Linked DNA regions of Homo sapiens: region 1 is linked to region 2. A link is a loop called in an ENCODE intact Hi-C map of the cell type or tissue named here. Cell type or tissue: PC-9. All regions are shown on one strand. Each heading gives the region's core, and the rest is flanking DNA. Links, peaks and the distances in the headings are about the cores only.

Region 1 (5,370 bases), core at 138-5,137, 100 kb before region 2:
TTGACTTCAGGTGATCCACCTGCCTCGGCCTCCCAAAGTGCTGGGATTACAGGTGTGAGCTGCTGTGCCTGGCCACAGTTTTTAATTTTTGATTTTTTGAGATGGGATCTCACTCTGTTGCCCAGGCTGGAGTGCAGTGGTGTGGCTCACTGCAGCCTCAACCTCCAGGGCTCAAGGGATCCTCCTGCCTCAGCCTCCCGGGTAGCTGGGACCACAGGCATGTGCCACCATGCCCAGATAATTTCCACGCCCCCCTTTTAAACAGGTACTTTAAGGCCAAAATGGGGGAGGTGGGAAAATCTTTCCCACAATTCACTGTGGGAATGAAATCCAGATAAACAGAATGAGGCCCTGGTTTCTCTCCTTATGTCTCCCTTGCCCATATTCCTACTTGGCCCTTGGCCACTGCCCATTTGTTCCCTGACCCTCAGAGTGGAAGGGAGAGACCCACTGGGAGGTGGCTGAACACTTACCGTGCCTGCCGTCTAGGGGCCCTTCGTCCTGCTCACAAGCCAGCTCGTTCCTCTGTTCCAGAATGTGTTCCAGGGCCACCTGAAGCTTCCGGGGCAGGATGGAGTCCTCATCGTCCATCTGGAAAGCAGAGGTAGCAGGTGGGCTTATGGGCACGGTGGCTGCGTCTTGGCCATAGGACACACTGGAGCCACTGCAGGGCAGGCCTGGCTCAGTCTCCAGTTTCATGGAAGGAATACAACTGAAAGCCAGAGGTCTGAGGTTTCAATCTTGAGCCTACTTTTTTTTTTGAGACAGAGTTTCACTCTTGTCGCATAGTCTGGAGTGCAATGCCATGATCTTGGCTCACTGCAACCTCTGCCTCCCGGATTCAAGCAATTCTGCCTCAGCCTCCCAAGTAGCTGGAACTACAGGCGCGTGCCACCGCTCCTGGCTAATGTTTTGTATTTTTAGTAGTTTAGTTTCACCATGTTAGCCAGGCTGGTCTCGAACTCCTGACCTCAGGTGATCCGCCCACCTTGGTCTCCCAAAGTGCTGGGATTACAGGCGTGAGCCACTGCACCTGGCCGAGCCTACTTTTTACAAGCAACGGGAGCCTCGTTTTCCCCACTTGTAAAATGGACTACCAATCAATCTGTACCTTGTTGTGAAGCTACAATGGACTACAATTACCCTGTGAAAGGGCTTGGCACTGAGAGGATACTCAATAGATGATTTCCACTGCTCCATCCTGTAGGGTAGCTAGTGGATTCTGGTAACCAGGGGATTCTGGCCAGGGCAGATGGCCTGTGTGATCTAAGGCTGGCTTTGGGATCAGGGCCTCAGAGCAGGAGGGTCTTGGGAAGGGCCTACCCTGTGGGCCTTGAGGAAGTGAAAGTAATGATAAAAAACAGCATTAATGCTACTGAACTTTTCAGCAATGTGGCAACACTTGGAAGTAATCCATCAGAATGCCCAGAGAAATTTTCTGTAATTACTATAATTACTTCTTGCAAAATCTGATAGAAGTTAGGCCTCTCTAGCAAATGATAAAAAGAAAATACATGTGTGTTACCTTCTCTGCTAGTGAAAGTAACTGATGATCATTATAAAAATATATGAATGTACTAAAACAATTTAAAATCACTCATAATCTGTCTCCTTTCAGTTTCCCTCCCCAAGACAACAAGCGTTAATGTTTTAGTGGGTTTTCCTTTCAGTCCTTTTAAAGTGCACGTGCGTGCGCGCACACACGCACACACGTATATACATATTTTTTTTCCTGTCTCTTCTCTCTTTTTTTTTTCTTCAGGAAAGGGTTTCACACTGTCTCTCGGGCTGGAGTACAGTGGCACGATCTCAGCTCACTGCAGCCTTGACCTCCCAGGCTTAAGTGATCCTCCTGCCTCAGCCTCCTGCGTAGCTGCTGGGACTACAGGTGCATACCAGCAGGCCTGGGTAATTTTTTAATTTTTTTATAGACACAAGGGTCTCACCATGTTGTCCCAGGCTGGTCTTTAACTCCTGGGCTCAAGTGATCCTCCTGCCTCAGCCTCTGGAGGTGCTGGGATTGTAAGTGTGCCCCGGCCAGGGCAAATATTCTTTTTTTTTTTTTTTTTTGAAACGGAGTCTCGCTCTGTCGCCCAGGTTGGAGTGCAGTGGCGTGATCTCGGCTCATTGCAAGCTCCACCTCCTGGGTTCACACTATTCTCCTGCCTCAGCCTCCCAAGTAGCTGGGACTACAGGCGTAAATGCATATTGAAGCTGGGCATGGTGGTGCATGCCTCCAGCTACTGAGGAGACTGAGGTGGGAAGATCACTTGAGGCCAGGAGTTTGAGACCGGCCTGGGCAACATAGTGAGACCCTGTCTTTTTTTTTTTTTTTTTTGGAGATGGGATCTCACTCTGTCACCCAGGCTGGAGTGCAGTGGCGCAATCTCCACTCACTGCAACCTCCACCTCCTGGGTTCAAGCAATTCTCCTGTCTAAGCCTCCCAAGTAGCTGGGATTACAGGTGCCTGCCACCATGCCTGGCTAATTTTTGTATTTTTAATAGAGATGGGGTTTCACCATATTAGTCAGGCTGGTCTCGAACTCCTGACCTCAGGTGATCCACCTGTCTCAGCCTCCCAAAGTGCTGGGATTACAGGTGTAAGCCACTGCACCCAGCTATTTTTAAAAATGAAAAATCTAGGTGCCTATAGTTATAAGATTACAAAGAATCTTTTTCTAATTGTTAGAAAACCATTTTGTGTCAGAACACGTAGAAAGCAATCCTTTGCCCAAACCCTTCCTTTTTGCCCCTTGCCTTCTGGCTTGTCCTCAGCCCAGCCCCGTCCTGGGGTCACACAGCTCTGCCACCCTGCTCTGCAATCCCAAAGAGCCTTTCCAAGGCTGGAGAGCTGAGCCCCAAACAACAAATAGGTAAAGACAAAGGGAGCAGGAGGCCGTCGCTGGCCTCACTCACCTGTCTGAGGAACCGGCTGTTGACGAGGTCAACCACAAGGACCTATGAGATGAGACGAAAGGGACTGTTACTGTCACCAGGGCTTCTGGGATAGGGATGGACTCATAGCCTTCTTCCTTCTTGGCATGCAGAGAGGCAGCTGGGGCGGGGCTGGAGGTGAGCCATTTGTGGTTTCCTGACATTGCCACGGTAGCCACAGGTAATGAAGAGCAGGGCTGGGGAGGGTCCTTCCTGAGCTGCATGCTTTCAACACCGACACCGCAGGCTGGGATGCATGTGTGCTGTGGCTGGACTCACCGCCTGGCTTTCACACTGGCTGAGGCAGAGCTTCTCACGCTGCCTTTTAGGGTGTGGGCTACTGAGGTAGGCAAAAGACGCTGCAGGCCTCCCTGGCTCCCACCCTAGGGCCCCTGCCTTGTCCTTCCCCCAGCTGCCCACTTAACCGTATCATTTCCCTCCAGGGGAGAGGAGGAGAGAAACCCACCTGCAGACTCGGTTAGGCTTTGGGCTTTCACTGCTGAAGGCTTTCAGGATAAAGCACTTCCTCCCTCATCCTCAGAGTGAGAATGAGACCTGGGACAGGACCAGGGTGGGGCAAGTGAGGTGCCTGAGGCGCAAAGGTCCCACAAGTGCTGCTGCTCCTGAGAGCGCGACCCTCACTCAGACCCCAGCCAAGGCCACTGGCCGTGACGGAGGAGGAGCCAGGGGCCTGGATGGTCACCATAACAACAGCTGGAAACATGTGAGTTCTCCCATATCCCAGAGACCTGCCCAGGAGCGGAGGGCCACCTCTCCTTCCTTCCCACTCACACCCTCCGGGGTTGAACTGAGCCACCTGCAGGAGCACAGGGCACCCAGACGAACTCCTGGCTGCCCTCAAGCCTGCACTGAAAGCCCTAAGGCCGGTGGGTGATGTTTAATGGGGCGTTAGGACTATCTGGGCAATTAGAGGAGCAGCTTCTAGGGACCCAGACACAAATGCAGGACAGAGGGACAGGCGTTCCTCCTGGAGCTTCAGGGCTGAGCAACATTATTTAAGCTTCCTTCTCTGACTGCTGGAAGTCCCCAGTCCTCCGGGTCAAAACCATTTAGAGGAAGGGGCTGGGGCTAAGTAACTCCAGAAGTGCCAAGCAGGACTTTCCCCGCTTCGATGCTAAACTGGACACCCAGAACTTGGGGATTAAAAACATTTGTAACGGATATGACAACGGACCAGATCTTGCTAGCTCCTCAATGTGGGGGAGTGGGCGAGAGGGCAGGGGAGAGGAGAGGGCTATTAATGACTTAAGAGTTTTGACATCTGGCTAAATTGTTCATTGCTGACCTTCTCAAGAGGTGCTCATACCAGGCATTTCATTTGGAAGGGAAAACAGTGTTTGCAGTCACTGAGGGTCTGACTGAGTCAGCCTCTGGGCAGGACCCATGCCAGACAAAGCCCTGGTGCCCCCACGCCCTGCTCCCCAACACTGCTGGCTCTGAGAACCGCTCCATGATGCCTGCAGAGCCAGCGCCCCGCTCTGTTCTCCGCACCCTGCAGGGAGGGGGACAGGGCTGAGTGGGAGCTCACCTCTTCCAGCGGCAGCTCCCTGAGCAGTGGCAGCGAGCTGGAGAGCAGCCCGATGAGGAAGGGCGTCGGCGAGCACACGATGTCGACCATGGCGGGTGGCAGCACCGGGATGTAGGTGTGCTGCCAGGCGAAGGGGTAGATCAGCGCCACCATCGCGTGGCAGCACTTGGACAGGATGCTGCAGCCGGGGAGAGAACAGGGAGAGAGGCCGACTCAGCGAGGGCCCGAGGAAGCCTCCAGGGGAGAAGGCTCCTCCCAGAGACAGGATGACTAGGAAAGGACACACGTGGATGTGGATCCGGTGGAGCACATGATGGTCTCAGCACAGGCCACACCAGGCACTTAGAGCCTATGCGAGAGGCTTGCAGGCACAGCTACAGGGATGAGTTTAACGTCCTGGATAATTTTTACAAGTGCGTTTCCACATGTGAGCTGCACGCCCTGCACTCTCCCGCCCTGACCTTTTTTTGTGATCTATACTCTTGTAAGGTTTTTATTTATTATTTATTTATTTATTTATATTTTTAATTTTTTTGAGACGGAGTCTCACTCTGTTGCCCAGGCTGGGGTGCAGTGGCGTGATTTGGGCTTACTGCAACCTCTGCCTCCCAGGTTCAGGTTCAAGCAATTCTCCCACCTCGGCCTCCTGAGTAGCTGGGACTGCAGGCACGCGCCACCACACCTGGCTAATTTTTGCATTTTTAGTAGCGATGGGGTTTCACCATGTTGGTCAGGCTGGTCTTGAACTCCTGACTTCAAGTGATCCGCCCACCTCAGCCCCTCAAAGTGCTGGGATTACAGGCGTGAGCCACCATGCCTGGACTCTTGTAAGGTTTTAATTTATATTCATTTCCACCCTTACTCCCTGCCCCCTACACAAACAAAA
Region 2 (5,370 bases), core at 123-5,122:
ATGAGGCCAGGCACGGTGGCTCATGCCTGTAATCCCAGTACTTTGGGAGGCCGAGGCAAGCGGATCATCTGAGGTCAGGAGTTGGAGACCAGCCTGGCTAACATGGTGAAACCCTGTCTCTACTAAAAACACAAAAATTAGCTGGGCGTGGTGGTGCATGCCTGTAATCCAAGCTACTCAGGAGGCTGAGGCAGGAGAGTCACTTGAGCCCGGGACACAGAGGCTGCAGTGAGCCGAGATCGCGCCACTGCATTCCAGCCTGGGCGACAGAACGATACTCCGTTTCAAGAAAGAAAAAAAAAGAACAGTCTGGGTGCTGTGGCTCATGCCTGTAATCCCGGCACTTTGGGAGGCTGAGACAGGCAGATCACTTGAGGTCAGGAGTTTGAGACTAGCCTGGCCAACATGGTGAAACCCTGTCTCTATTAAAAATACAAAAAAATTAGCTGGACCTGGTGGCGTGTGCCTGTAAACTCAGCTTCTGTGGATGCTGAGGCAGGAGAATTGCTTGAATGCAGGAGGCAGCGTTTGCAGTGAGCCGAGATCATGCCATTGCACTCCAGCCTGCCAGACAGAGCGAGACTCCGCCTCAAAAACAAAAACAAAAAACAAAAACAAACAAAAAAACGAAAACAAAAAACATTAGCCATGGGCTCCTGCTGAATGCTTTTTCTTCTTTTATAAGAAAAGAAGAAAAAGTTGATGTTCTAACAAAATGTATATAACCTTGTGTTACGTCTTGTATGGTTGGCTTCAAATGTTATTTATACATTTTTTATTGAAGGTTTCACATATTTATGTTTTGACACCTCAAATTAAGCTGCAATGATGAATGAACAGCTGATACAAATTGAGCACTTACTATTCCCTAAGCAAGATTTTACACAGGTCATTTAGTTTAATGTTCACAGTAAGCTTACTATTGCCTCCCCTTCTCAGATGTGGACATTAAGGCCTGGAGGGATTAACTTTTCCCAAGGCTGCGTGGGTGCTGAATGCGTCAGGGTGTCTGACTCCAGGGTCCAGGTGCCTAACGCCTACAGGTCCACCTTGACGGCACCGTACGGGCCTTCCACTCCTCAATCCAGATTAGGAACTTGGGAAATAGTTATGATTTTATTTTATTCAAGCACCCAGTCTCCTCCCTTCCCCTTCTCCGTCCCCTGCACACCATGCATGCTGTGACACCGAGGCCCTGCCTGGCCAGATCCTCCACTTCCAGAGGCAGCCCTCAGGCTGCCATTTTGTGGCTTCTTTTCCCTCTGAAGGCTTTCCTGCTGTTGGTTTTGATCTGACCTCACTGGATAGTAATCCTGAGAATGGGAGGAAGGACCACCCGGTGTGATCTGTCCTGGTCTCTGAGCACCTGGACAGCCTCGGGGCCTGTGCCTCCCAGGGCTGGAGGCTCACGCTGCACCACTGAACAGCCCACTTGAATGGAATGCACCCGTAGGTCACGTTCGTTTGCTTGCTTCCTGGCACATCTCCCTCTCCAGCTGTGCTACCCGCAGAATCCTCTTTCCCACCTCCTTTCTCCCTCTTGCCTTCCTGTCCTCCTCTTCCTTTCCTCCCCTCAGACTCTTCCCACCCTCTTTTGCTGGCTTCTGTTCTTTCCATGAGCAGAGAGTTTCCAGGCCTGGCTCCCAGCCAGCACATTTGGACAAAAGGCAGCAATCTTAGAGGGAGACGTCATCTTCCATCCCCTTGCTTGGGGCCAGCACAAGAGAATGGAGCTGAGGCTACTCCTGCAGCTGCTCCCGGGTTCTGAGAAAAAGCTTGAGAGAGGGTTTATCATAAGGATTAAAAGCAAAGGGTTTGGAATCAGACAGACCCAGGTTTAAATTCCAGTGAACTTGGAGAGCTGCGGGACCTCGATCAAGATACATTTCTAAGCCTTAGTTCTCGCCTCTGTAAAATGGTGATAATGGTAGCACTTACTTTAAGAGACTGGTAAGGATTAGATGAAATTGCACCTGTAAAACATTCAGCACAGTGCATAGCCCAGAAAAAGCGCTCAGCAAATGTCTTCCATTATTCTAAGGTGAACTTAACCCTGCCAAATAATACTAATAAGTAATAATGCTCTAACATATTATTGTAAATATTTATTTATTTATTTTTAGTTTAGTTTAGTTTTTTGAGATGGACTCTTGCTCTGTCACCCAGGTTGGAGTGCAGTGGCACAATCTTGGCTCACTGCAACCTCCACCTCCAGAGTTCAAGCAATTCTTGTGCCTCAGTCTCCCGAGTAGCTGGGACTACAGGCGCACACCACCATGCCTGGCTAATTTTTTTTGTATTTTTGGTAGAGACGGGGTTTCACCATGTTGGCCAGGCTGGTCTCGAACTCCTGCCTGCCTGCCTTGGCCTCCCTAAGTGCTGGGATTACAGGTATGAGTCACTGCACCCGGCCTATTTTTATTTTTAATTTTATTTATTTATTTTTTTTTGAGATGAGATCTTACTCTGTCACCCAGGATGATTGCAGTGGTGCAATCACAGTTCACTGCAGCCTCAAACTCCCAAGCTCAAGCAGTCCTCCTGCCTCAGCCTCCCAATTAGCTGGGACCAAAGGCGTGCACTGCAACAACTGGCTAATTTTTTTTTTTGTAGAGACATAGAAACAGGGTTTTGATTTGTTGTGCGGGCTGGTCTCTAACTCCTGGGCTCATGCAATCTTCCCACCTCAGCATCCCAAACTGCTGGGATTACAGCTGTAAGCCACCATGCCCAGCATACATTAATTCTTTTTTTTTTTTAAGACAGAGTTTCACTCTTGTCCTCCAGGCTGGAGTGGTTCAAGCAATTTTCCTGCCTTGGCCTCCTGAGTAGCTGGAACTACAGGCGTGTACCACCATGCCCAACTAATTTTTGTATTTTTAGTAGAGATGGGGTTTCACCATGTTGGCCAGGCTTGTCTCGAACTTGACCTCAAGTGATCTGACAGCTTCGGCCTCCCAAAGTGCTGGGATTACAGGTGTAAGCCACTGTGCCTGGCCAGCATACATTAATTCTTAATGAATTAGTAATAACAGTACCATGTCCTCAACTCACCTGCAGGGCTGCTTACACAGCCTCATTTGTTTGCAAGTGTGGGTAAGCTCTAAACTACTCTCCAACATACAAGTGCTGTTATAATCTGTAAAAGCTGGTTTTGGAATTAGAAGGTGACCTGATCCCCTTCCCTTTGCAGCAGAAGTCAGGGTGCACAGTGACCTGTTAGTCCTCAGTTGCACTGGCTATGGTGCCAACTGTGAAAGTAAGGCGGAGGTCGCCCTCAGACCAGCGCAGCTTGCTCTGCCTGACCTGAGACCCTACTTCTGTTTGTTTCCTATCTGTGCCTGGTGTTTTGTACTCAGAAGTTGTGCAATGCCTGGAAATGTGCTCATTTTTATTTAGCTAACTTTCAAGATACGGGAAATCCCCTTTGGCCTAAAATTTCTTTCTTTTTTTTTTTTTTTTTTTTTGAGGTGGAGTCTTGCTCTGTCACCCAGGCTGGAGTGCAGTGGCGCGATCTCAGCTCACGGTAACCTCTGCCTCCCAGGTTCAAGGCATTCTCCTGCCTCAGCCTCCCTAGTAGCTGGAACTACAGGCATGCGCCACCACGCCCGGCCAATTTTTTTGTATTTTTAGTAGAGACGGGGTTTCACCATGTTGGTCAGGCTGGTCTCGAACTCCTGACCTCAAATGATCCGCCTGCCTCGGCCTCCCAAAGTGCTGGGATTACAGGCATGAGCCACTGCACCTGGCCTATAATTTCATTTAGTTAATCTGAGCCAGCATTGATCAGTTTAAAACTAATCAATATGATTAATCAGCAAGCTGGAGACAGTTCTCTTTGAGGTGCTATTGGGAATACACAAGTATAAAAAATGGTCCCTGCCCTCAAGCTAGAGATAAAAGATATAAACCCTATCAACCAAATGGCAATAAAAGATTGCAATTGTTCAAAACGGAAAGACAAGGTTGGTTCAGGGAATGCCTGACACGCCCTTAAACTCACAGAAAACTCAAGAGGAATCCATGAAGATCTATTTTTTCAAAGACAATTAGGACAACCAAAACAGAATGGTGTCTAGGGTGAAAGGCAGTATTCAAAATTAACCGCAGAGGTGTGCAGGAGCGCCATTAGAGACTGGGTGGAGGAATACATTCGAACACGGTGGCAAATGTTATGAAACAAATATAAACTGGAGAAATTTGGAGGAGGACAACGAAAGGGGAGCCAGGGACTGCTTCAAAGAGGTAGCGCCTGGTGGCCAAGAAAGACTCCATTGGATTCCAAGAGTTGGGGAAGGGAAAGTGCTCCTGAGGAGGCCAGTGCATGGAGTAAAGAACAAGGCAAAGCCTGCCCAGCATGAAGACCGCCTGCTAGGACAGGAGCACCAGGACTCACGTGGGAGCCAGGGAGAAGACGGACCCGGCAGCAGGCTAGATGTTGGGATGTTCTGAAATGAGAAAGAGGAGTGAAGGTTTGCTAACCCAGGGAAATAAGGAGGCCACAGAATGTAATGATAATATGTTCTCTTTTGGACACATTAAGGTGAGAGTGGTACATTCAAGAGGCAGTGAGAGGTAATGAGCTAACGGTCTTTATAAAGAACAACTCAGAGGTCCAGTTTGGGAGGGAGCGATGAAACTGAGCATGATGAACTGAGGGAGACAGTGAAGAGGGAGAAGGTAGTGAACAAGTGAGGCACGGGTTGCTCTTATGGTGCTCTTGTTACTTCACTCTCTACATGGTGTCTTTTATGTTTCTTTCTCTCTCTTTTTTTTTTTTTTTTTGAGATGGAGTCTCATTCTGTCGCCCAGGCTGGAGTTCAGTGGCGCAATCTCAGCTCACCACAACCTCCACCTCCTGGGTTCAAGCAATTCTGCTGCCTCAGCCTCCCGAGTAGCTGGGATTACAACAGGTGCCTGCCACCATGCCCGGCTAATTTTTGTATTTTTAGTGGAGACGGGGTTTCACCATGTTGGCCAGGCTGGTCTCGAACTCCTGACCTCAAATGAGCCACTGCGCCAGGTCTTTTTTTTTTTTAAGACAGGGTCTCACTCTGTCACCCTGGCTGGAGTGCAGTGGCACCATCGCGGCTCACTGCAGCCTCGACCTCTTGTGCTCAAGTGATCCTCCCACCTCAGCCTCCTGAGTGGCTGGGACCACAGGCATGTACCACCATGGCTGGCTAATTTTTGTATTTTTCTCAAAGACAGGGTTTCACCATGTTGCCCAGGCTCTTTGTATGTTTCTTTACCTGGACCTTCCAACTAGACAGGGAGTTCTAGTGGCAGAACACGCGCACTGGCTTCTTTTTATTCCCTACAATGCCTAACCGAGACTTTGGTCTACTGTGAGGGTTGCATAAATACTTG

What was found. A loop is a pair of places that touch in the nucleus more often than their neighbours do. Peaks named below come from ENCODE experiments on the same cell type or tissue, not always from the same donor. Only the 100,000 strongest peaks of a DNase experiment are listed, where the experiment ranks them.
Region 1: it touches region 2 in a loop (3-fold over the local background); 3 of 110 quality-filtered maps call a loop at or near these places.

Annotation. Positions count from the first base shown.
Region 1 is chr7:140,522,834-140,528,203 of GRCh38, forward strand. It overlaps DENND2A (DENN domain containing 2A), which reads right to left. Exons shown (of 20, transcript NM_015689.5): 15 at 4,485-4,662; 16 at 2,918-2,959; 17 at 474-591. Among named protein-coding and RNA genes, the nearest start is that of MKRN1, 46 kb to the left of the region's middle. RefSeq lists an enhancer at 4,454-5,068. In PC-9, for the core only: no CTCF peak of the experiment used is centred there; a DNase peak (open chromatin) is centred at 3,088.
Region 2 is chr7:140,625,091-140,630,460 of GRCh38, forward strand. All of the region lies in intron 1 of DENND2A (DENN domain containing 2A), which reads right to left. Among named protein-coding and RNA genes, the nearest start is that of DENND2A, 13 kb to the right of the region's middle. RefSeq lists enhancers at 1-470, 1,061-1,652, 2,243-2,834, 2,835-3,424. In PC-9, for the core only: a CTCF peak has its summit at 3,191; DNase peaks (open chromatin) are centred at 1,371, 3,061 and 3,371; H3K27ac peaks cover 4,378 bases.